Regions from separate parts of the Homo sapiens genome. Here all the other regions are linked to region 2. The links are chromatin loops, found by intact Hi-C in ENCODE. Cell type or tissue: psoas muscle. All regions are shown on one strand. Region 1 overlaps PATJ (PATJ crumbs cell polarity complex component). Region 2 overlaps PATJ (PATJ crumbs cell polarity complex component). Region 3 overlaps PATJ (PATJ crumbs cell polarity complex component).

Evidence for each region. A loop is a pair of places that touch in the nucleus more often than their neighbours do. Peaks named below come from ENCODE experiments on the same cell type or tissue, not always from the same donor. Only the 100,000 strongest peaks of a DNase experiment are listed, where the experiment ranks them.
Region 1: it touches region 2 in a loop (2.4-fold over the local background); 5 of 110 quality-filtered maps call a loop at or near these places.
Region 3: it touches region 2 in a loop (3-fold over the local background); 6 of 110 quality-filtered maps call a loop at or near these places.

Annotation. Positions count from the first base shown.
Region 1 is chr1:61,971,378-61,979,377 of GRCh38, forward strand. All of the region lies in intron 27 of PATJ (PATJ crumbs cell polarity complex component), which reads left to right. Among named protein-coding and RNA genes, the nearest start is that of MIR3116-1, 100 kb to the right of the region's middle. In psoas muscle, no CTCF peak of the experiment used is centred here; a DNase peak (open chromatin) is centred at 3,124; H3K4me3 peaks cover 3,005 bases; H3K27ac peaks cover 4,129 bases.
Region 2 is chr1:62,066,908-62,074,907 of GRCh38, forward strand. All of the region lies in intron 31 of PATJ (PATJ crumbs cell polarity complex component), which reads left to right. It also overlaps the pseudogene RN7SL180P. Among named protein-coding and RNA genes, the nearest start is that of MIR3116-1, 7.9 kb to the right of the region's middle. In psoas muscle, a CTCF peak has its summit at 3,684; no DNase peak of the experiment used is centred here; H3K4me3 peaks cover 1,179 bases; H3K27ac peaks cover 3,444 bases.
Region 3 is chr1:61,933,263-61,941,262 of GRCh38, forward strand. All of the region lies in intron 27 of PATJ (PATJ crumbs cell polarity complex component), which reads left to right. Among named protein-coding and RNA genes, the nearest start is that of MIR12132, 91 kb to the left of the region's middle. In psoas muscle, no CTCF peak of the experiment used is centred here; no DNase peak of the experiment used is centred here.

The DNA.
Region 1 (8,000 bases), 96 kb before region 2:
GGTGGCTCACATCTGTAGTCCCAGCACTTTGGGAGGCCAAGGCAGAAGGATCACTTAAACTCAGGGTCTCTACAAAAAATTTAAAAATTAGCCAGGCATGGTGGTGCATGCCTGTAGTCCCAGCTACTCAGGAGGCTGAGGTAAGAAGAGCACTTGAGCCTGTGAGGTCGAGGCTGCAATGAGCATGTTCATGCCACTGCACTCTAGCCTGAGTGACAGAGTGAGATCCTGTCTCAAAAAATAAAAGAAAAAAGAAAAAACAGCATAGACTGTGACATACTGTGGGGTGAAGCTGTTAAAAGAAATATTTGTTATTGTTTAGAATTATTTGGGTGGCCAGGCAAAGTGGCTCACTCCTGTAATCCCAACACTTTGGGAGGCCAAGGCAGAAGGATTGCATGATCCCAGGAGTTTGAGACCATCCTGGAAACATTGTGAGACCCTATCTCTTAAAAAAAAAAAAAATCCAGGTACAATGGTGGGTACCTGTAGTCCCATCTATTTGGGCGGCTGAAGCAAAAGGATCACTTGAACACGGGAGGTTGAGGCTGCAGTGAGCCATGACCATACCACTGCACTCCAACATGGGTGACAGAGTGAGACCTTATCTCAAAATAAATAAATAAATAAGTCTGAGCAAAAATAATTATGTTTAGATTGAATCTGTCTTATCTGAAATGCTTGGGACCAGAAGTGTTTCAGATTTTGGATTTTTTCAGATTTGGGAATGTTTATGTATACCTAATAAGCTATATGTGGGACCCAAACCTAAACATAAAATTCCTTTATGTTTTATATATGCCTTATACCCAGAGCCTGAGCATAATTTTATACAATATTTTAAATAAATTTGTGCATGAAACAAAGTTTTGACTGTGACCCGTCACGTGAGGTCAGGTGTGGCTTCATGCGACTGTGACTTCATGTTGGTGTACAAAAAGTTGCAGATTTTTGAGCATTTCTAATTTTGGATTTTCAGATTAGGAATGCTCAACTTGTATTAAACAATTTATAATATTGCTGATGTTCTTTCTCATAATACTATTTTTAAGGGATCTCATGGGATTTTCTGTTGTCTTCATTTAAAAGTTAAATGTTAAAACAATGCTATGTACTGTGTCGCTTTGTGGCTGTTTCTTAAACTCTCATAGCCTGTTTCCTCATTTGTAAAAGAAATGACAACAATAATTTTTAAAAGTAAGGTTATGTAATTAAAATTGGTTTGCGTGTTACTTTAAGACACTCTCTATAAGAAATAAGGAAGGGAAGTTTTGGCTGTGAGGGAGCAAACTTCTGGTACATATAACTACTAGGTGTGAGGCATTAAGTTAAATACTTTACATTCTTTAATTCTATGTTGTGCCATTCCTAGGGCAAGAAAAGTGATTACTTAAAAGAACCAGATGCACAGTTAATTAATTTTCAGGAGGTCAACAGGTACAGTGTGGCTTCAGGGGAATTTGCAAAATAGATCTTTTTGACTTCACCATGTACCTATTAGTGAAGCTCTTTCTGACTCTAAAGCTTGTATACTTTTTTTTCTGATAGGCTGTGGTTCAAAATACCCCAAAGACAGTGTTTTTAATAATGATGAAACATTTGGATTACCCAAAAAAGGTATTCTATCAGCTTAATCTTAGAATCTATTCTTAAAATTTAATTCCTAGGGGAAGTAAAAGTGTATTAATTAGAAATTTTTATTAATAAATAGCCTGTTTCTTGACCAATTCAGATAATGACAAATTTGCAAGCTTGTGTTTCTGTAATTTATTGACATATTATGCTGTACCCACTCTGGGCCAGAAACTCTGCCTACACGAGACAGAATTAGTTTCTTCTCTCATTGAGCTGACAAGAGAGTGGGGCTGCGAGCAATAAATGACTAAAGATGACACAACAAAATACCGTCCAATCTCAGCTGGAATTCTGCTTCTTCCCTGAAGCTTGTTCTGATGGTTATTGGAAATAATACGTATGTACAGGGCTCTGGGCACACAGCCTGATGGTTTCCTAAGCAGGTATGCAGAGAGAAGTTCCACGCTATCAGTCACTAAAGGAACCAGGTCAGTTTGGCAAATAACATGTTTTAACCCTTTTTCTGCATTCTACTACAGTTTCCTTTAATTACTGAAAACTACCATTATTTTTCCTTCTAGGAAATATAATTAAATATTAATGTTGTCAGTGCCACTGCTGATGACCACGATCTGATGTGGTGCGGAGCTCTTGTTGAGCATTATTGCATGACTGTGAGGTGACCAGGAAGCAAACTTAGCCCAACCCCAGCACATTTCTACTGCACTGTAACCATAGTGAGCTTGCAACTCACCACTTTCATAGTGATTAAAGGACTATGTCCTCCTGATAATTAAAATATACAACAAATGATTGTAGAGAGTGTTCCTAAAATTACATTTGGCTTTTCGCAATGCTGTTTTCAAAATTAAAGCATGTTTACTGTTTTAAGACTGAGTTAAAAATCTGAGGTAATAATCAGATCGTTTTTTATGAATCTCATATTCAGGCATTTCTAAGGACTATAAAGGCATTTTGAGCTGGGATAGGGACTTATCTTAGTGTTCTTAGTGTGCATAAGAATTTCATAAAGATCTTTTTTTTTTTCTTTTTTAAATGGTGACTCCTTGGCCCCATCCCCAGAGATTTCGACTTTGTAGATATGACATGGATCCCAGACACCAGCACTTCATACAGGACTACTTCTGGTGATCCTGGGACCACAGTGGGACATGCTGGTTTAGGCATAGTGGTACACTTCTGTAGAAAGGCTTCAAAGGACATGTCGAGCAAAACTGATACTGTGAGCCTGATAGTTTGAGCATGGGCGCCTATGTGACCACCAATTAGGATGGATAAACTTCCTTGTACTAAACTAATTTCATTTTATGTTTTAAGCCTAAAGGTGGTCATTGAACTTGAACTTTGTCATTGTAAATTGATCATTTGTCAACTAGGTCTTCTCCATTAGATAATTGCCTCAGAGATACCCCCATCTCTCTCTCTCTCTCTCTTTTTTTTTTTTTTTTTTTTTTTTTGAGATAGAGTTTCGCTCTTGTTGCCAAGGCTAGAGTGCAATGGCGCAATCTTGGCTCACTGCAACCTCCACCTCCCAGGTTCAAGCGATTCTCCTGACTCAGCATCCGCTAACAGTGAGCTGAGATCATGCCACTGTACTCCATCCAGGGTGACAGAATGAGACTCTGTCTCAAAAAACAAACAAACGGGCTTTCTGCTCCAAAAGCAAAGTGGTACTCTCAAGGCAGGAAGCCTGTACTTCTTTCCCTAAGCTAGCTTTGAAACAAAAAGTCACTTTCTTTATACTAAAAAATAATAATTTAAAAATAACTCATTCTCTATCTCCTAGAAAAATGAGGGTACTCAGTTACAAAACTGGCTTAATTCATGAGGAGTTTTGGATGATATTGTTTTGCCATTCACTTGTGATTAAGCTCTGTGACCTGTAGTGTCCTTGATTGTGAAGGTTCTGGACTAGTTTCCTTCCATCTCCAAACTAAGTGTGATTTCACTGTTGGTTGTTTTTTTGTTTTGTTTTGTTTTGTTTTGTTTTTGACAGAGTTTCATTCTGTTGCCCAGGCTGGAGTGCAGTGGCATAATCTTGGCTTTCTGTGACCTTGACCTCTTGGGTTCAGGCAATCCTCCCACTTCAGCCTCCTGAGTAGCTGGGACTATAGGCATGAGCCACCACACCTGGCTAATGTTCTTTTATTTTTTGTAAAGATGGGGGTCTCACTATGTTTCCCAGCTGGTCTCGATCTCCTGGGCTCAAGCATTCTTCCTGCCTCAGCCTTCCAAAGTGCTGGAATTACAGGCATGAGCCACCATGCCCAGACCCAAATTAAGTGTGATTCTTAAGAGTTTAGGTACTGATTGCCAAAGTTGAATCCTTCTTTGTCTCCTGTTATGTGATTGAAAGATCTCAAATCATATTTGGAACTCTTTATGCTTTTGATAGTACCTAATTCAATCTTTACTTCCTTTGTTTTCACCCTTATATCTCTAGCAAATAGCATAGTGCCTAGCCCAGAGCCAGTATTCAGAATTTTTTTTTAATAGATAAATGGAGTAAAGTCAGCTATTCCTTTTTTCTCCAGCTCTTTGAGTTCTTTTTAATCTCTTCCAGTTGATGCCCTTAATCCGGTGTACATCCATTCCTATAATTGCTGGATACATGGTAATATCCTCCTAAATGGTCAGCTTTCCTATTCTTGGCCTGTCAGCCCTCCTTCCCACTGTCGAGTGGTAATTCATCTCCAAACACTGTTCAAAGCATTTCAGTATCTCTGCCTCGTCCAGGTGTTTAGAACCTCTGTCCACTTGGTCCTAGCAGGAGTTTCAGGCTTATCGTCTCCTTCATTCCTGAGCTCCAAGCCACATTCGGCTGCAGCTGTCTGTGGATACCATACATCAGCCCAAAGTAAATTCTCACCTGCTTGTGTTTCACTCCATGCCTCTAAGGATCAGATAACAGCTTCCTTGTTAGCCTTCAGCTTCCTTTACTTTGGACTTCTAAACAGTTCAAAAGCCTGTTGGCTTTCAAATTATTTTCTATTACCACATGCTAATTTTGCCTCTAATTTTTTCTCCACCAGTCTACTTTTATAGTCATGCTTGGTCTTCCTGTCTCTTTGTCCCCTCTTCAAGTCATCCTGTGTGTGCTGCAGCCATGCTTCCTAAGGCTCAGCTCTGGGGATTGCCTATACGTGTTCCATGTCTCGCCTTAAATTGTCGATTCCAAAAGGGCTGAGGAAGGTTTTAGGCTTTCCTTCTGCTACTCTAGCAGAAGTGAACATAACGTGCTTCTTTATTTTCTTTGTGTTGATGGGTAAACACACAGGATTTGAAGTGAGACAGACCCAAACCTGAAACCCAAATCTTACCAATTACTTACTTTGAGTTTAGGCAAGTTCCATAACCTCCACTGGCCTCAGCTTCATTATCTGTAAGATGGGATGGTTATACTTATAGCATTGTTGTGAGGGGTTTTTTTGTTTGTTTGTTTGTTTTATTGAGATGGAGTCTTGCTCTTGTTGCCCAGGCTGGAGTGCAATGGCACAATCTCGGCTCACTGCAACCTCTGCCTCTTGGTTTTAAGTGATTCTCCTGCCTCAGCCTCCCAAGTAGATGGGATTACAGGCACCCACCCATCATGCCTGGCTAATTTTTATATTTTTAGTAGACATGGGGTGTCTCCATCTTGGCCAGGCTGGTCTCGAGCTTCTGACCTCAGGTAATCCACCCACCTCAGCCTCCCAAAGTGCTGGGATTACAGGCATGCGCCAGTGTGCCCGGACTTGTTTTGTTTTTTTAGTTGTGAAAATTTTCAAACATTTACCAACATAAAGAGAATAGTCAGCAAATTCTCCCATATGTTCTCCCAGGTTCAGTAATTACCAAGATTTTACTATACTCGTTTCACCTATTCCTTATATTTTCTTTTATTTTTCTTTACTGAAATATTTTCAAATTATCCCCAGACATTATGTCATTTTATTCATACACATGCATCTCTTAAACATATAACTATAATACCATTAATTTTCCTAACATCATAATTTTTTGGTTTTTCTAATATATAGTCTGTAATTAAATTTATTGTCTCAAAAAATATTCTTACAATTGGCTTGTTCAAATCAGATTCAAACAAGGTCCTCACATGATAGTATTTTTTGTTTGTTTGCTTGTTTTTTTAGAGATGGGGTCTCACTCTGTTGCTCGGGCTGGAGTGTAGTGGCGTGATCATGGCTTACTATATCCTCCACCTCCCAGGCTCAAGGGATTCTCCAACCTCAGCCACCCGCGGAGCTGGGATTACAGGCGTGTGCCACCACACCCAGCTAATTTTTTTGTATTTGTAGTAGAGATGGGGCTTTGCCATGTTGGCCAGGCTGATCTCGAACTCCTAGCCTCAAGTAATTGGCCCACCTCAGCCTCCCAAAGTACTGGGATTACAGGCGTGAGCCACTGTGCCCAGCCCAAACTGGAAATTTTTTGGATTAGTGGGTAGGTGATAAGAAATAAGGTGGAAGGTTTAAAAGGTTAATTCATCTTTCCCAGTGTAAGAAAAAGGAAATAATAGTAGAATTTTAAAAAGAAGATTAAAAAGGTTAATTGATAGGTTGTTTACAGCAATGATATTCCAATTTAGGTGTTTTGTAGACGCGTCCTAGAGTCCCCCCAGGGATGAGGGGTTGAGTGGGGGGCTCCATTTAAGACTTTTTCTCCCAGATTCAACCACAACACTGATTACAGGTATGATCCACTGTGCCGGCTGGCATTACAGTATTTTACATCTCTTTTTAAAAAAGAAATTTATTAGCTGGGTGCTGTGGTGAACACCTGTAGTCCCACAGCTATGCAGGAGGCTGAGGCAGGAGGATCCCTGCGGCCAGGAGTTTGAGGCTTAGTACACTATGATGGGGCCTCTGTGAATAGCCACTGTACTCTAGCCTGGGCAACATAGTAAGACTCAAAAAAAAAAAAAAACTTAAAAAAATTTTTTTAATAAAAATAAGTTGATTGAAATACATACAAACAGAAAACTATACTATAGTTTGCTGTATTTTCACAAAGAACATATTCCCATGTAACCACCATCCAGGTAATGAAATAAAACATTACTAATACCCAGAAGTCACTTTGTGCCTCCTCTGATTGACTATTTCTTCTCTCTTCTCTGAAAGTCATCATTTTCTTATTTTCTCTATTTGTTTATGGTTGATGTTGTTCATCTCTTACAGGAAGAGACATTTTCTCTACTTGTTTGGACTTTCATCTTCATATCTTCCTTCCTTCCTTCCTTCCTTCCTTCCTCCCTCCCTCCCTCCCTCCCTCCTTCCTTCCTTTATTCTTTCTTCTTTCTTTTTTTTGACAGAGTTTTTCGCTCTTGTTGCCTAGGCTGGAGTGCAATGGTGCGATCTTGGCTCACTGCAACCTCTGTCTCCTAGGTTCAAGCGATTCTTCTGCCTCAGCCTTCCGAGTAGCTGGGATTAAAGGCATGTGCTACCATGCCCAGCTAATTTTGTATTTTTAGTAGAGAGGGGGTTGCTCCGTGTTGGTCAGGCTGGTCTCGAACTCCCAACCTCAGGTGATCTGCCCGCCTCGGCCTCCCAAAGTGCTGGGATTACAGGCATGAGCCACTGCGCCCAGCCTGTGCTGTTTCTTCTGATAAGTTACAGTTTCTTTTATATATTTTTACCTCTTAAATCTAAAAGTACTAACTCAGAGAATTAGAAGTTGGTTAGTGCATAAGAAAAATTAGATTGAGATGTTTATTATACCTGATTTTTTTTAAGTGGAATTGTTATATTTGATGTATAGAAGAGTGTTTTTAAATGTTTTCTCTGTATTATATTATTCTTTGTTATTTGGAAACAGACCAGATAACTAAATGTTTCTGAAATTGTATTGAGTCATTATTCCAGTGTGTTGAACATTTGCTATTAAAATACTGGGCAGTGACTTGAATTAAGTTTCTTTCTTGGGAGAAAGGCTCTGTTACTTAGCAACACCTAATATCCTATGATGATAGGAAAACATACTGTGACAATGGAGAAATGTTATTGACTTTCTTGAACAAGAAAAAGGCATTGATGCTTTGATAGAGAATTATGAGCAACTTGGGATTCCTTTCTTCAGATAACATTGTCCTGGGGCTAGACAATCCATGTTTAAAACAAGCATGAGTGTTCAGCTGCATCAAGAGACTGTTCTCTCTCCAATTATTCTAGTCTGATGTTCATTCAGGGATACTGGAATAAAGCCTGGTGCCAAAAGAAGTAGTTTACTTATCTACTCATCTCTGATTTTTATTTAGAAATGGGAGGGCATCTAGGTTATTTGAAAAAAGAACTACAGCCACTTGACTGACACACTGTGTAAGTGGAGGGGAAGAGAAATATCTTTCCTTCCCATCTTAGGTTAATGGCTGAGGCCTTTATAACAACAAAAGACAGATTAGGCCA
Region 2 (8,000 bases):
ATCAGTTGAATCATGAGTCACAAGTCCACGTGGGGTCAGTTTGAAAGATATCTCAAAGAACCAACCTTAGGTTCTACACTAGTGATGTTATCTACAATTGGGGAAATCAAAAATCTTGTGACCTCTAGCCATATGACCCCTGAGCAGCAAGGGATTATAGAAATTATGCCTCTCTTAGCAAAGAGTTCAGGCCCCTCTCATAATTCCTATTCTTTCTTTTTTTTTTTTTTTTTTTTTGAGATGGAGTCTCGCTGTGTCACCCAGGCTGGAGTGCAGTGGTGCAATCTTGGCTCACTGCAACCTCCACCTCCCAGGTTCAAGCAATTCTCCTGCCTCAGCCTCACGAGTAGCTGGGACTACAGGCACATGCCACCACGCCCGGCTAATTTTTTTGTATTTTTAGTAGAGACAGGGTTTCACCATGTTAGCCAGGATGGTCTCAATCTCCTGACCTTGTGATCCACCCACCTCAGCCTCCCAAAGTGCTGGGATTACAGATATGAGCCACCACGCCCAGCCCCGATAATCCTATTTTTGTGGCCTTTCATTACTCTTACAAAAGGAGCTTTTGATCCCTAAGCAAGAAAGGGGTTAGTTTTAGGTGGGGACTATTATCATCTTTGCTTTCAAGTTAAACTATCCACTAAATTCCTCCCAGAGTTACTATGGCCTACATGCAGGAATGATCAAGGACAGTGAGGTGGTCAAGAAGCTAGATCAAGTCAACTATGTCACATTTCTCTTACTGTCATAATTTTGCAAAGGCAGCTTCAGCTACAAAATGGAAGCCCAAGGACCAAAAGTAGTAGTAAACATTAGTGTTTGTTTGTTGTTTGTCTGATGGGCATATTTTAAGAATTGTTAAATTTGAATGCTTTTAGGCTGAACCACCATCTCTGTTTGTTTGTTTTGAGATGGGGTCTCACTCTATAACCCCAGCTGGAGTGCAGTGGCACGATCTCAGCTCACTGCAACTTCTGCCTCCCGGGCTCAAGCGATCCTCCTACCTCAGCCTCCTGAGTAGCTGGGACCACAGGTGTGCACCACCATGGCTGGCTAATTTTTGTATTTTTTGTAGAGATGGGGTTTCACCGTGTTCCCTAGGCCAGTCTCCTGAACTCAAGTGATCCACCCACCTCGGCCTTACACAGTGCTGGGATTACAGGCGTGAGCCACCGCGCCTGGCCTAATTTGTTGTCTTATACTCAGTTCACGTCATTCACCTTCAGTTGGCTCCCTTGCAGCCTGATGCCTGGATGCATCTGAGTTTGTTATCCTGGTGGATATTTTCTGGGAGAGATGGGCTCCACCCTGTTTCAATTAGGGATCTCTTTGTTGCAAGTGACAGAATCTCAATTTGACATTACTTAGACAAAAGGAGAAATTTACTCAAGGGCTAGAGGTTTGTTTGTTTGTTAGTTAGTTTGTTTGTTTTTCATATACTTGCAGGCAGCGTGTGGTTGACACTTAGCCTCAGAGGTGGTTGGAACCAGAGGCCTGCTGCTGCCAGGGTTCTCTCTGTTTATCTGACTTTCCTCCTGCAGATGTGCTTCTTCAGCCTGATGTGTGTATGGCTGCCCAAAGCTCCTAAGCCTCTCTGCCAGAAAAGAGCTGACTCTTCCCTTGGGTCTACTTTGGAAAATCCGTAGAATATTCTTGTGTGGTTCAAGTGTCCACCCTTGGACCAGTTACTGTGGCCAGAGAGACAGGGCATTTTGATTGTCCAGCTTTGGGACAGAGATCAACCAGCTTTGGGGATTGTCAGCTGGACATGTCACCCATCTGTTATATGGGATATTGCCAGTGTTGCCTTTTATGTCCACCCTTCAGAAGCTCCTTCACTTGATCACAGTAATTTTCCTGGCCCACAAAGCATTTTCTTTCAGAGCTCATAGTGCTGTGCTGAAGATTATAGCATCATGCTGCCAGAATGTGTCATATCAGTTTATTTCATGAAATGAGATGACCTTTCTACAACATTTCTTCATTCTTCTTTTTTAGGGGTCCCTTGCAAAGTAAACACATTAGAATGTCCCCAAACCTCAGTTTTGAAGGCATTAAGAGCTCCTTTTGTGTAATAATTGGGCAATTAGCAAATTATAAATTCATGTTTAAACACAAAATATGAAGGAAAGCGACCCAAGGTCACTGCCGTGGCTACTGCCATGATTTTTTTTCCCAACCCAAGTTTAAAATAAGCAGGCATGACTTGTTCTGACCTGATATTGGATCTAAAAACGGAATCACTATGTCATTGCTGGCTAAGAATCTTGCGTGTGTTGCTGGGAGGAGGTAAACAGTACTTTCCCTTTCCCTGAAGGTTTACTCAGTTAAGAGCAAGGGCTCTGCAGCAAGATGTGTCTGAGTTAAGTTCTGGCTTGGCAAATAATAATTTAGCCTCTCTGTGCCGCAGTTACCTCAGCTCTGCTGAGGTATATAATTATACCTCAATTATATTATAAGAGCAATAATTATAAGAGCAATAATTGTCCCTAATACACAGGTCTGTTGTGTACACCAACAAATGGGTAATATGCCTAGCTCAGTAACAGGCACATACTCAGGAGATTTTAGCTGTCATAATTTTCATCATCATCACGTACCAGCTCCATCCCTTGGCTCGGATGTTTAAGAGTAATCAATATAAGAAATGAGACAGTGCGTCAGACCAGATGCTTTTCAGAAATCCAGTTTTCTCATCTATTCCTTCTACATTTTTGAGGACAAGAAAAAAGGAAGGAAACTGACACTTCAGGCTCCTGCTACCCACCACACACCTTCACGCATCTACCATTCAGTTGTATTCATTTCTATGATTATTTCTTTAACATCTGTCTCACTAGGTCTGTAAATGTGCTCAGGGCAAGGGCTCCTCTGTTTTTCTTTTTGTTTGTGCTGGCATGTAGTAGGTGCTCAGTAAGCATGTATTGAATTCAACTTTGCTCACAACCCCTTATTCAGGTAGCAGTTATTGCATTCTTAATAAAAAAATGAAGGTTTCCAAACACTATTACTGCTAGTAAGTAGCAGAACAAGTCTGAACCCAGATTATCTGGCTGTTATTCCAGTGCCATTTCTTTTTTCTAAAAAGTTCAAATGATAAGGAAGAATAAAACCAAATTAGTACTTCTTCCATGTGATGTGCAAATTGGATTTTTAAACCTGTAGTTTGGGAAGTCAGGTCCTTTGTCCCACTGCTGGTTAATTGGGGTTGAAACCAAGGTCGAATTGCAGATCTACAATATCATTTTCAAACAGAGGCACTTACTTTTGCTCCTCCTAAGGCCATTTGATACACACTGGTAGGAGTAACACCAATAGTTTCTGTTTACGAGGCAGGTTAGAGTTTTTCCTCTAAAAATTCCCATGAGCCTTATTGACCTTTTCACGTCTTTTTTCTCTCTTTTCAAGTGTGATCCTTTAAAGTAAAGGCCACAGAGTCATCTTCACTGTGTGACCTTCCTTTCATGGCTGGTTCTCAAATCCACGTGGGTGCATTTAAGATTTAAGTTCCCGAACTTTGATTCACTCAGCACTAACACTTTATAAAGCCCATATTCTATTCTGCCATATGTTGAAGAAAGAAATAAGACAAAGTCGATCATATTAAGATATGGGAGACACATACATAAAAAGATACAATATAATCTTGCAAATAAGTGATAAAATTCATTGGTTCATCTTGTGGAAGGGGCACCACCCAGGGGCTAAGGGAAGAATTACAAGAGGAGGTAATTTTTTTAGTTCATTTTATATCATATCATCTGTTTAGAAGCAAAATTTATAAAGGGCAGGGGAGCAGTCCTAGGATCTTTCTCATAGAAGGGGAAAATTAAAGAGAATCTGAATGAGTGAGATAAGTCTGGCCCCCCAAAAATCAGTTAGAAAGTAGGCAGCTAAGTGTAGGCATGGTCATCCAGGAGACCTAGGCTCCAGTCTCAGGATAGTGCTTACTGGGGTTAAATCTTTCAGGTTGTAAACCAATGGGGAATTAAGGACATAGGATGAGATTGTAACTGAATCTAATAACAATGAACAGCTGGGCATAACTTGGTCACTATCTATTGTATTGTTATACATCGAATGGGAGCCTGGTGAAGAAAGGCTGTGTGAACATGCCTAGGAAAGAGACCCGAGGCAGGGGATGTCAGATTCAATTAAAAGCAAAAAACAAACAAACAAAAACCAGTTACAGAAAATACTGTGAGATACAAAGGTAAGTTAGTCTTACTTACTCTAAAAATTGCCTCCAGCATTTCCTACAGGAGAAAAGTGTCCTTTCTAGGTCGCTTCCAAGACTCTTAGCACCGTGGTTATGGGTGCATGTTCTGGGCTCTGCACTAGTCCCCTGTAGTGCATTTAGGAACATGGGGCTACCATAGCCCAATTCCATTTACTATCATCATTAGCATCTTTAGTAAATATTATTAATTGCCAGGTGTGTTGCTAAGGGTGCTCATGTATTACTTCATTTAATCTTTTCAGCATCCTGAAATTATAGCTACTTTTATTTTTTTCCATTTTATGGATGGGGAAATTAAGGCTTGAAGAGGGCAAATAACCTGTTCAGGTTTGTAGATCACTTTTTTTTTTTTTTTTTTTTGAGACAGAATCTTGCTCTGTCACCCAGGCTGGAGTGCAGTGGTGCAATCTCAGCTCACTGCAACCTCCGCCTCCCCAGGTAAAAGCAATTCTTCTGCCTCAGACTCCCGAGTAACTGGGATTACAGGCACCCAGCTAATTTTTGTATTTTTAGTACAGACGGGGTTTTGCCATATTGGCCAGGCTGGTCTCGAACTCCTGACCTCAGGTGATCCACCGCCCCCACCTTGGCCTCCCAAAGTGCTGGGATTACAGGCGTGAACCACTGCGCCCGGCCAGGTTTGCAGAACTCTTAAGTTGAAGAGCTAGGATCACAGACTCCTAACATTCCATTCATTATACAAGTTATCCCTACCTTCCAGATCAGCTTACCTACCTGCTGTCTGTGTACTACACCTCACCACCTGGGTGTCTCTCAGACGTTACCAAGAGACAGAGTAAACCCATGCTTTCTCCTATCCAAACCAGTCTCTCCTGTTCCCTGCTTTGTCCAAACCCAGTTGCAGGAATTTATGCCTTAAAGTAAACCATCGTATGATAATTTCCCCTGAAAATGTGCCTATTAAAAAAAAAATAGGATATGATGGGAGGCAGACATAAACATTCTGGTCAATTTATTGGTGTTATTATTTATTTCAGTTAATAAACTGCCCTTTCGCTATGCTTCACTTTCCACGTGTTTAGGCAGTTTGGATTCTCCCAAGTCTGGATTCTGCACTCCTCCGTGGGGTTTAGAGCTAACTTACCTTTATCCCCCAGTATTTTCTGTAGCCGTGGTTTTTTTTGTTTTTGTTTTTTTGTTTTTTAATTCTAATTGAATGTCTTAAGGGGAAAAAACTCTAGTTCAGGATTTGAGCCCTGAACAGATAGTTTTATAGGGATATTAGTGTAACGAAAAAGAAAAAACTCTGGCTGGAATGACCATCAAAGGATATCTGGCCGAGTGTGTTGTTGCTCGTGTAGTCCCAGCTACTCAGGAGGCTGAGACAGGAGGATCACTTGAGCCCAGAAGTTTGACGCTATAACGAGCTCTGCCAATTGGGTGTCCACACTAAGTTCGGTATCGATATGGTGACCTCCTGGGAGGAGGGACCACCAAGATGCCTAAAAAGGGGTGAACCAGCCCAGGTCAGAAACAGAGCAGGTGAAAACCCCTGTGCTGATTAGCAGTGAGATCATGCCTGTGAAGAACACACTGCGCTCCAGCAGCAACATAAAAAGACCCTGTCTTTTATTTAAAAAAAAAAAAAAAAAAGAAGAAAAAGAAAAAGAAAAGAAATCTGATAGGTCTAAGGCCTCACAGATCTGAAAGGGCTGAAAAAACATTTGGAAATGACAAGGCTGTGTTCATTTCTAAGAGTTAGTCCAGTGGGTGAATGAAACTTTTTTGCCCAGTGTTTTGGTCATTTTTGTAGTAGACTGAAGCCCAATTAAATGTACTAACTGCTGAAATTGGAAAGTGCGGTTGAGCCCTCCAATGCTGCTAATTGGTTGTGTCTTTTACATTTCAGGAAGACATGTCCCAGGTGATTGGTCAGGGCATGGTGGCAGATCAGCAGAAGGCACTGGAATACCCACCTGACAATGTACATAACTTGTACTTTAGGTTTTGCTCTTCTGGGGTTGCGTGCGTTATAGACCGGGTTCCAAAAGAAAAGGAGGTGATTGCAATGAGATCAGATCTTTTATTACTTGACAGGAGGTTGTGGAGTGTCATGCAACCTGAAATCAAGCCACAACTGTATCATTGATTCTGTGCAAGTTGATGCAAATATCTTGTGTTCACCTCTCTGTCCCAACCCCCTAAACAGATGCTTAAAAGGGCATCCCTGGCTGGGCATGGTGGCTCATGCTTGTAATCCCACCACTTTGGGAGGCCAAGGCAGGCAGATTGCTTGAGGTCAGGAGTTCCAGACCAGACTGGCCAACATAGCAAGTCTGCTAAAAATACAAAAATCTCTTCCAAAAATACAAAAATTAGCCAGATGTGGTGCATGCCTGTAGTCTCAGCTACTCAGGAGGCTGAGGCCTGAGAATCACTTGAACCTGGGAGGCAGAGGTTACAATGAGCCAAGATTGCACCACTGCGCTCCAGCCTGGGTGACAGAGTGAGACGCTGTCTTTAAATAAATAAATAAATAAATAAATAATAAAAGGGTATCCCTGAAAACACCCTTGCACTTAAATAAATTCTATCTAGCCAGGCACAGTGGTGCATACCTGTAGTCCCAGCTACTCAGGTAGCTGAGGCAGAAGGCTTGCTTGAGCCCAGGAATTCCAGACCAGCCTAAGCGATATACTGAGACTCCATCTCCAAAAAAATTTCTGAGAGCACCATGTCTTACACAATATTAGAAATAAAAATTACAAATGGAAGAATTTCTATAAAATAACTTCAGTGTTCCTTACATTTGAATTTCACTTCTCTTAAAGAACTATAAACTTTTATCACATTTTTATACTTTTGTTGCTGTTGAGCTTTTTCCTTGCTTTTTTTAACTCCAGATTTTCATATCTGTGTACTAATCTATGTTTTTATGTGTCTAAAATGTATACATTATTACTGTGTTAGCTATTTTTATATTTAAGAAACTATAGATTACTAGAGTTTACAGGAAATATATATTTCAAACATTGCCAAAGAAAATGCCTTTGAAAATTCTGTAAAATTATATGCTGAAAACCCAAATTAAAAAAAATAGTGGGGGGAGGGGGGAGGGATAGCATTAGGAGATATACCTAATGCTAAATGACAAGTTAATGGGTGCAGCACACCAACATGGCACATGTATACATATGTAACAAACCTGCACGTTGTGCACATGTACCCTAAAACTTAAAGTATAATAATAATAAAATTAAAAAAAAAATAGATACAGAATGAACCTTAAAAATAACCAAATTCAGTTCAACTGAAAACCTTTAAGCAATTTTTTTTTTAAGAGTCAGGGTCTTACTCTGTTACCCAGGCTGGAGTACAGTAGTGCAATCATAGCTCACTCTAACCTCAAACTCCTGGGCTCAAGCAGTCCTCGCACCTCAGCCTCCCAAAATGTTGGGATTATAGTTGTGAGCTACTGCATCTGGCCAATTATAATTTTTAAATTTAAAAGCAGGTTTTGCTTGAATGTGTTTGCAAATACATTAAGGTATTAATACTTTATATACTCCCGGCTGGGCACAGTGGCTCATGCCTGTAATCCCAGCACTTTGGGAGGCTGAAACGGGTGGATCACCTGAGGTCAGGAGTTCGAGACCAGCCTGGCCAACATGGCAAAACCTCATCTCTACTAAAAATACCAAAATTAGCCAGGCGTGGTGGCAGCTGCCTGTAATCCCATCTACTCAGGAGGCTGAGGCAGGAGAATCACTTGAACCCAGGAGGCGGAGGTTGCAGT
Region 3 (8,000 bases), 130 kb before region 2:
GGAATTAAAATCAGACGCCTGTAATCCCAGCACTTTGGGAGGCTGAGGCAGGCGAATTACAAGGTCAGGAGTGCACGACCAGCCTGGCCAACATGGTGAAACCCCGTCTCTACTAAAAATACAAAAAATTAGCTGGGCGTAGTGGCGGGCTCCTTGTAATCCTAGCTACTTGGGAGGCTGAGGCAGAAGAATCGCTTGAACTTGAGAGGCAGAGGTTGCAGTGAGCCGAGATCGTGCCACTGCACTCCACCCTGGCGACAGAGTGAGACTCCATCTCAAAAAAAAAAAAAAAAGGAAAAAAAGAATTCAAGATCACTGAGAGCATAAAGAGATCACTCAGTTGACTGTTATGTGGTGACTTGAAAGTCTTCTTTTCTAACTTTAATCCTTCTTTGATCTTATGACCCAAATTTTTAGTAGGCTGTTAAGAAGATGCCATGTCTTTTTTCCACTAGCACTTTCAATTTTCTAACCAAAATAAAATGTTATGTCTTCTCCAAGGCTGACCTTTTACCTTCTAGTCTCAGTTTTGGCTCAAGCCATTACCAGCACTCCCATCCCCCAACCCTAAAATGAAACTTCTCTTCTGTTTGTTATTTCTCTTCCTGACAATGGATCAACAAACATACATGAATCTTTATTCCCAGTCTCTTTCGCATTCGTAGTTGTTCCTTTACATTTTTTTTTTTTCGAGATGGAGTCTTGCTCTGTCGCCCAGGCTGGAGTGCAGTGGTGCAATCTCGGCTCACTGCAACCTCTGCCTCCCGGGTTCAAGCAATTCTCCTGCCTCAGCCTCCTCAGTAGCTGGGATTACAGGTGCATGCCACTGCGCCCCGCTAATTTTTGTATTTTGTTGTTGTTGTTATTGTTGTTGAGATGGAGTTTCGCTCTTGTTGCCCAGGCTAGAGTGCAGTGGCACGATCTCGGCTCACCGCAACCTCTGCCTCCCGGGTTCAAGTGATTCTCCTGCCTCAGCCTCCCAAGTAGCTGGGATTACAGGCATGCGCCACCACGCCCGGCTAATTTTGTATTTTTAGTAGAGATGGGGTTTCATCATGTTGGCCAGGCTGGTCTTGAACTCCCGACCTCAGGTGATCCGCCTGCTTTGGCCTCCCAGAGTGCTGGGATTACAGGTGTGAGCCACCATGCCCAGCCCTTTACATTTTTATCACCACAGTTTTAGTAATTACACGGTAATAATCACAGTCTCTTGAGTACCTGCTATGTGCCATACATTCTCCCCAACTCTTTGAATGCATTCTCATTGGATATACAGAAGAGCCTTTGAAGAAGGTATTATACCTTCTGTTGATTTCAGCTTAGTGTCACCTCCTTTGGAAAAGCTTGCCTGACTCCTTAGTTCAGTATAGATTCCTGCATTTTTCCTTTATAGCAGTTAACAAAATATCATTTTAATGTACTTACTAGATTAATATCTGTCTTCCCCACTTAACACTCTAAGTTCCATGAGGCTAATGACCCTCTCTGTTTTGGCCTGGGACGTTATACAAACCTAGTATTTGGCCGAATTAATGGCAGAGGGTATATGCCTCGGATAGTCAACAGTGGGGATGTGATGAAAATGCAGGTTTGCTCGTGGTGCTTCGGAGATACTCTTTCTGCCGAACCGCACCATCCACCTAGTTTCGGAGCATTCTGTGCAGAACAGCTTGACTTCTCTTTCCCCACATGCCATTTCCTACCTTATCTAAAAGCTTCAGTCTCCTGAGAGAGAAGCGTCTATCCCCAGAAATCCCTGCTTTGATCACTTTGATCCCAGAGGTTAAATGCTTTTACAACAGCCAGGTCTTTCTAACCTGCAAGCATTCATTCTTTCAGCGACATTTTTCAACTATGGGGAGCAGAAGGCTTTGGAATGACTTTTTGTAACATGTAAGAGAGTAGTCATAAAGAAACAATGAGAACCACATTATAGACATGTCTCTGTCTATGCAGATAAGGTCCTAGAAACTCAGTATAATTGACTTGTTTGCTGCCACTGGCTTTTAAGGACCTAGCAGAGATATGAATGGAACCCCACACTGTAGGAATCCTAAAGCCCTTCCTTTATACTTTAATTTCAGAAAAGCACGCTGTCATAGGTATTTTGTTTTTCTACCCTAATTTTGTTTTTCCACCCTAATTTTGTTTTTCCCAGAAAAGACCTGGTCATCTTATATCATAATGGAATGTTTGGTATAAAGAGTATATTTGGATTATGAAGCATAATTATAAAATTAACCTGTGTGGCCAGGCGTAGTGGCTCATTCCTCTAATCCCAGCACTTTGGGAGGCCAAGGCGAGTGGGTTGCTTGAACCCAGGAATTCCAGACTGGCCTGGCCAACATAATAAGACCCTGTCTACAAAAAACAAAAGAATTAACTGGGTGTGTTGGTGCATGCCTATGATCCTAGCTACTCAGGAGGCTGGGGCAGGAGGATCAGTTGAACCTGGGAGGTCAAGGTTACAGTGAGCCATGATTGTGCCACTATACTCCAGCCTGGGCAACAGAGTGAGACCCTGTCTGAAAAAAAAAAAATTAACCTGTGTACTGCCCGATGCAAATAAAAACTTAGATTACCAATTCCTTGCATCTTCATGTTTTACTTTAATTCTTATTGTTTTATTTCAATTATTTTAAGAACAGGATACTAGCTAAGTCCTTGTGAAATGTGGTTTATTATCAATTCTGTTACTCAGAGTCACAGTCTTTTTTAAGCTTAGAAGGGATAACTTTAAAAAAAATAACAACTTTATTGAGATATAATTCACATACCATATAATTCACCTTCTTAAAATGCATAATTCAGTGGCTATCAATTCAGTATATTCAGAATTGTTCAACTGTCACCACTATTAATTTTAGAACATTTAGGACATTTTCATCACACTTCCCCCCAAATCCCTACTCATTAGCAGTCACTCCACTTCATATTTATTTAAAATTCATTTCACATATAAAATATATATACATATATATTTTAATTTTTTAAAAAGTAATTCTTATGTGTTCCCATGGAGTGGAGTAGGAAACCTATCCCAAACCTCTCCCCTTCTTGCAAAAAATATTCTATATTCAAGTTTAGGAGAAAACAGAATACTTGCTAGCCCCACTGTCCTCAAGAACCTAGCAATGCATTAAGCTCACCTCCTCTCCTCTTCCAAGACCAAAAAAAAAAAAAAAAAAAGCCGGAAAGGAAGAGAACAAATTAAATTATTATTTACAGATGGTCATATAATTGTCAGTCTCAAAAATTCAAAACCTACAGAGTATTTTGGCTATAATAAGTAAGGCTATATATGAATTGTACTTCTATTTTTTTTGAGACAGGGTCTCTCGCTCTGTCACCCAGGCTGGAGTGCAGTGGCGTGATCTCGGCTCACTGTAACCTCCGCCTCCAGGGTTCAAGCGATTCTCGTGCCTCAGCCACCCAAGTAGCTGGGATTACAGGCACACACCACCACACCCAGCTAATTTTTGTATTTTTAGTAGAGATGGGGTTTCACCATGTTGACCAGGCTGGTCTCAAACTCCTGAGCTCAAGTGATCTGCCCACGTCGGCCTCCTTTCAAAGTGATGGGATTACAGGTAGCATGAGACCCCACGCCTGGCCGAATGATACATCTTTTTAAATCTTCTTATCAGTATTATCTACTTAGGAAATGTGATATAAATTTCCTAATAGCAATAACTGTAAAAAATAGGAAATATCCAGGAACAATGCAATTCGGAACATAAAAGTCATGGCAATGACTCATAGCTTCGAGTCGTTTATTCAGTGCCACTGCAATGAAAGCTATAAACCTACTCCCCAGAAAAATGTATGCAAATACACAGAAACACTGTCACCCATGTGCATGGGTGCACACACATATACACACAACATTTTATGTAACATTTTTTCAGCTTTGTGGGAGTCTTGAAGCCCATTTAAGAATTCAAGGACCACTGGTTAACAATCCCCATAGTTTCTTTCTTTTTTCGTTTTGAGACAGTTTCGTTCTGTCACCCAGGCTAGAGTGCAGTGGCATGATCCTGGCTCACTGCAACCTTGACCTCCTGAGCTCAAGCAATCTTCCCGCCTCAGCCTCCTGAGTAGCTGGGACTACAATATAGTTTCTTTCTTATAGAAAATTAGGAAACTTTATTAAAGATTTTGGGAAAAATATAGAGTGCCATACTATTTTCCTGATTGGAAAACTAAGTGTATTACAGATTTCAGTTATTTCTAAATCCATCTGTAAATTTAAGGTAATTTAAATCCATCTGCTTGCTAGGTGGAATAGTCTTTAAAAAAAATACAAGCACTTGATTGAAAATTGACTTAGAGATAAAATACTAGGCAGTTTTGGAAAAGAAAGATAATGACGAGGGACTTTCTTCTTCTTTTTTTTTTTTTTTTTGAGACGGAGCGTTGCTCTTGTTGCCCAGGCTGGAGCGCAATGGCACGATCTCAGCTCACCACAACCTCCGCCTCCTGAATTCAAGTGATTCTCCTGCCTCAGCCTCCCAAGTAGCTGAGATTACAGGCATGCGCCACCACACCTGGCTAATTTTGTGTTTTTAGTAGCGATAGGGTTTCCCCATGTTGGTCAGGCTGGTCTCAAACTCCCAACCTCAGATGATCCACCTGCCTCGGCCTCCCAGAGTGCTGGGATTGCAGGCATGAGCCACCACGCCTGGCCTAGGGACTTGCCTTTTTTTGTATCTGAATCTCTTCTAAACTGGTGCTTTTCAAACTCAGTCTGGAGCTTTTAGACATGAATGTGAGTGTTTTCTCCATCTTGGTACTGTTGCTGTCTTGAGAGAATAATTCTTTGTTTTGGGGCAGTCCTTTGCATTGTAGGATGTTTAACAGCATCCCAGGCCTTTTCCCACTAGATGCTGATAGTACCCTCCCACTCACCACAGTTATAACAACCAAAAACGTTTCTGCACCTTGCCAAGTGGCCCCTGGTCTAAGTGGATGGGGGATTCTACTGTCATTGATTGGTTGGGGTATCAAGGTATGGTCCCTTACAAGGAAGAATTATTTTGTCCAGAGTGCTAGTATTGTAACAGCATTCTTGATTATAAACATTGTTTAAAGTTGCAGTAGTAGAGAGGGTGGGGTGTTTAAAAAAAAAACAAGAAACAAAACAAAACAAAACAGCTATCTATCTGGTATTATGCTTACTACCTGGATGACAGGGATCTATATGCCAAACCTCAGCATCATGTAATATTTTCATGTAACCAATCTGCACATGTACCCCCTGTATCTAAAATAAAAGTTGAAATAAAAAAACAAACTAACAGTAATAGGCTGTGTGTGGTGGCTCACACCTGTAATTCTAGCACTTTGGGAAGCTGAGGCAGGAGGATCACTTGTGCCCAGGAGTCTGAGACCAGCCTGGACAACATAGTGAGACCTCATCTCTGTTAAAAATAAATAAATAAATAATTTTTTAACTGCAGGAATAAAATCAGTTCAATATTTGCATTAAAATTGGTGTAGAAATAGTCCCAGGTGTTTATTTAGAATTTAGAGCATAAAAAAATTTTTTTTTCTAAATAGTAGAAATAAGATAGATGATTCAATAAATGATCGACTGTGTACTCATTTGGGGATAAAATGTGGAGATCTTCTCAAGAAAATTACAAATTGATTTAAAAAGAATCATGTAATTCTTGGTGAAACACCGTCTCTACTAAATATACAAAAAAAAATTAGCCAGGCGTGGTGGCGGGCGCTTGTAGTCCCAGCTACTTGGGAGGCTGAGGCAGGAGAATCGCTTGAACCCAGGAGGCGGAGGTTGTAGTGAGCCAAGATCGTTCCACTGCACTCCAGCCTGGGCGACAGAGCGAGACTCCATCTCAAAAAAAAAAAAAAAAAAAAAAAAAATTCATGTAATTCTAAAAACTGAAATCATAGAAATACTACAAAAAGTCTATATAAGGTATTTTTAAAATATAACCTTGGTACAGAGAAAAGCCTTTCAAATTATTATTACCAAAACAATAACGGACAATGATCATGTGTTTTCTTACATAAAAATTAAAAACTTTGCATTCACACACACACACACACACACACACACAGTCAGAAGAAAGACACACACACACACACATATATATACAGTCAGAGGACAATAGAAAAACAAGCAAAGATCAGGCAGTATTTAACAAAATAAGTTATATTTGGGTAACAAGTACAAAATATCTGTGTTCAGCCTCACTAATAATAAGTGTAACTATAAAAATCAGGTTTTTTTTGCCTATCAGAGTACTTAATATTTTAACAATATTAATCATCATTGTTAGAGTGGTTGTAGAAAAACAGGAGTTGTTATATACTGTTGGTAGGAATAGGAATCATTTTACCTCTTTTTGAGCACCCGTTTGGCAGCATGTATAAAAAGTTTCTATGTGCTTTTTTTTTTTTTTTTTTTTTTTTTTGAGACGTTGTCGCCCATGCTGGACTGCAGTGGTGTGATCTCGGCTCACTGCAACCTCCGCCTCCCAGTTCAAGTGTTTCTCCTGCCTCAGCCTCCCGAATAGCTGGGATTACAGACACCCACCACCATGCCTGACTAATTTTTATATTTTTAGTAGAGACATGGTTCCACCATGTTGGCCAAGCTGGTCTCAAACTCCTGACCTCAGGTGATCCGCCCGCCTCGGCCTTCCAAAGTGCTGGGATTACAGGTGTGAGCCACCGCGCCCGGCCTATATATGCTTATTCTTTGACAGAATAATTCAGCTTCATATCCTAAGGGAGTCATTGTCCATGTAAATATATGTGTATTTAGATATATATCTCTACAAAGATGTTTACTTCAGCATTTTTTACTAATAGCAATTGTAGTAATATATATTTATGTATTTAATACATCATTTACTTTGACTAAGCCACTTAGCCTCTAAATTTTTGTAGGCATTTGAGCTGGAGCAAGTCGCATCTATTTCCTTTAGTTTCCTCATTTTAAGATTGGGAATATGATAACAATAATACCCTTTTCACAGTGTTATTATGAGAGATTAGAAGATATGCATTTATATAAGAAGTGGCACATGGGAAGTGCTCCAGAAATGCTAGCAGAAGTGCTAGCTACTGCTTTTTATTATTATCAGTAGTAATATAAAATTCTTCAATGTGTGCCACATATTGCCATTAGAAAATGAAATTCTAGCCGGGCGCAGTGGTTCACGCCAGTAATCCCAGCACTTTGGGAGGCCGAGATGGGCGGATCACGAGGTCAAGAGATTGAGACCATCCTGGTCAACGTGGTGAAACTCCATTTCTACTAAAAATACAAAAAATCAGCTGGGTGTGGTGGCACGCACCTGTAGTCCCAGCTACTCGGGAGGCTGAGGCTGGAGGATCACTTGAACCCGGGAGGTGGAGGTTGCAGTGACCTGAGATCATGCCATTGCACTCCAGCCTGGCAACAGAGCAAGACTCCATCTCAAAAAACAAAAAAAAAAAAAGAGAAAAAGAAAAGAAAAAGAAATTCTAGCATAAGAGTATGTTAACCTTTTATCTAAAATTATTATTTAATTTATTTAAATTTTGGAAGTCAGTTTTTTTAAGTTTAGCAAGATTGAATAGGACCGGTACTTTATTAACACTGTTTACTGCTGGATTCTCTCTGCTCACCTTTGCATCTTCACAGTATTACATTTTCACTTTCAACTGAGATCACTAGGAGAGAAAGGCATTTTGGAGTACTTCACTTTTCTCTAATACTTTTTCTCTTCTTACTCTTTATTTTCCCTGGATCAAAGGTGGATATGCCATAGAAGCAATTGTATATAATATGAATTGGCATATTTCCTATGGAATTTTGATGCTGTAGGGTTGACATTTTACTTTAACTTCATTTCTCCCTACGTAGGAAGAATACACAGGAAAATTTTTTGAGAAAAGTTAATGGTTCAGATGGAATCTAAAAACTAAAAATAATAGCTTTTAAAGTTTACTTTGTTTAATGTGAGTGCTAGTTTGCCAAACATTCC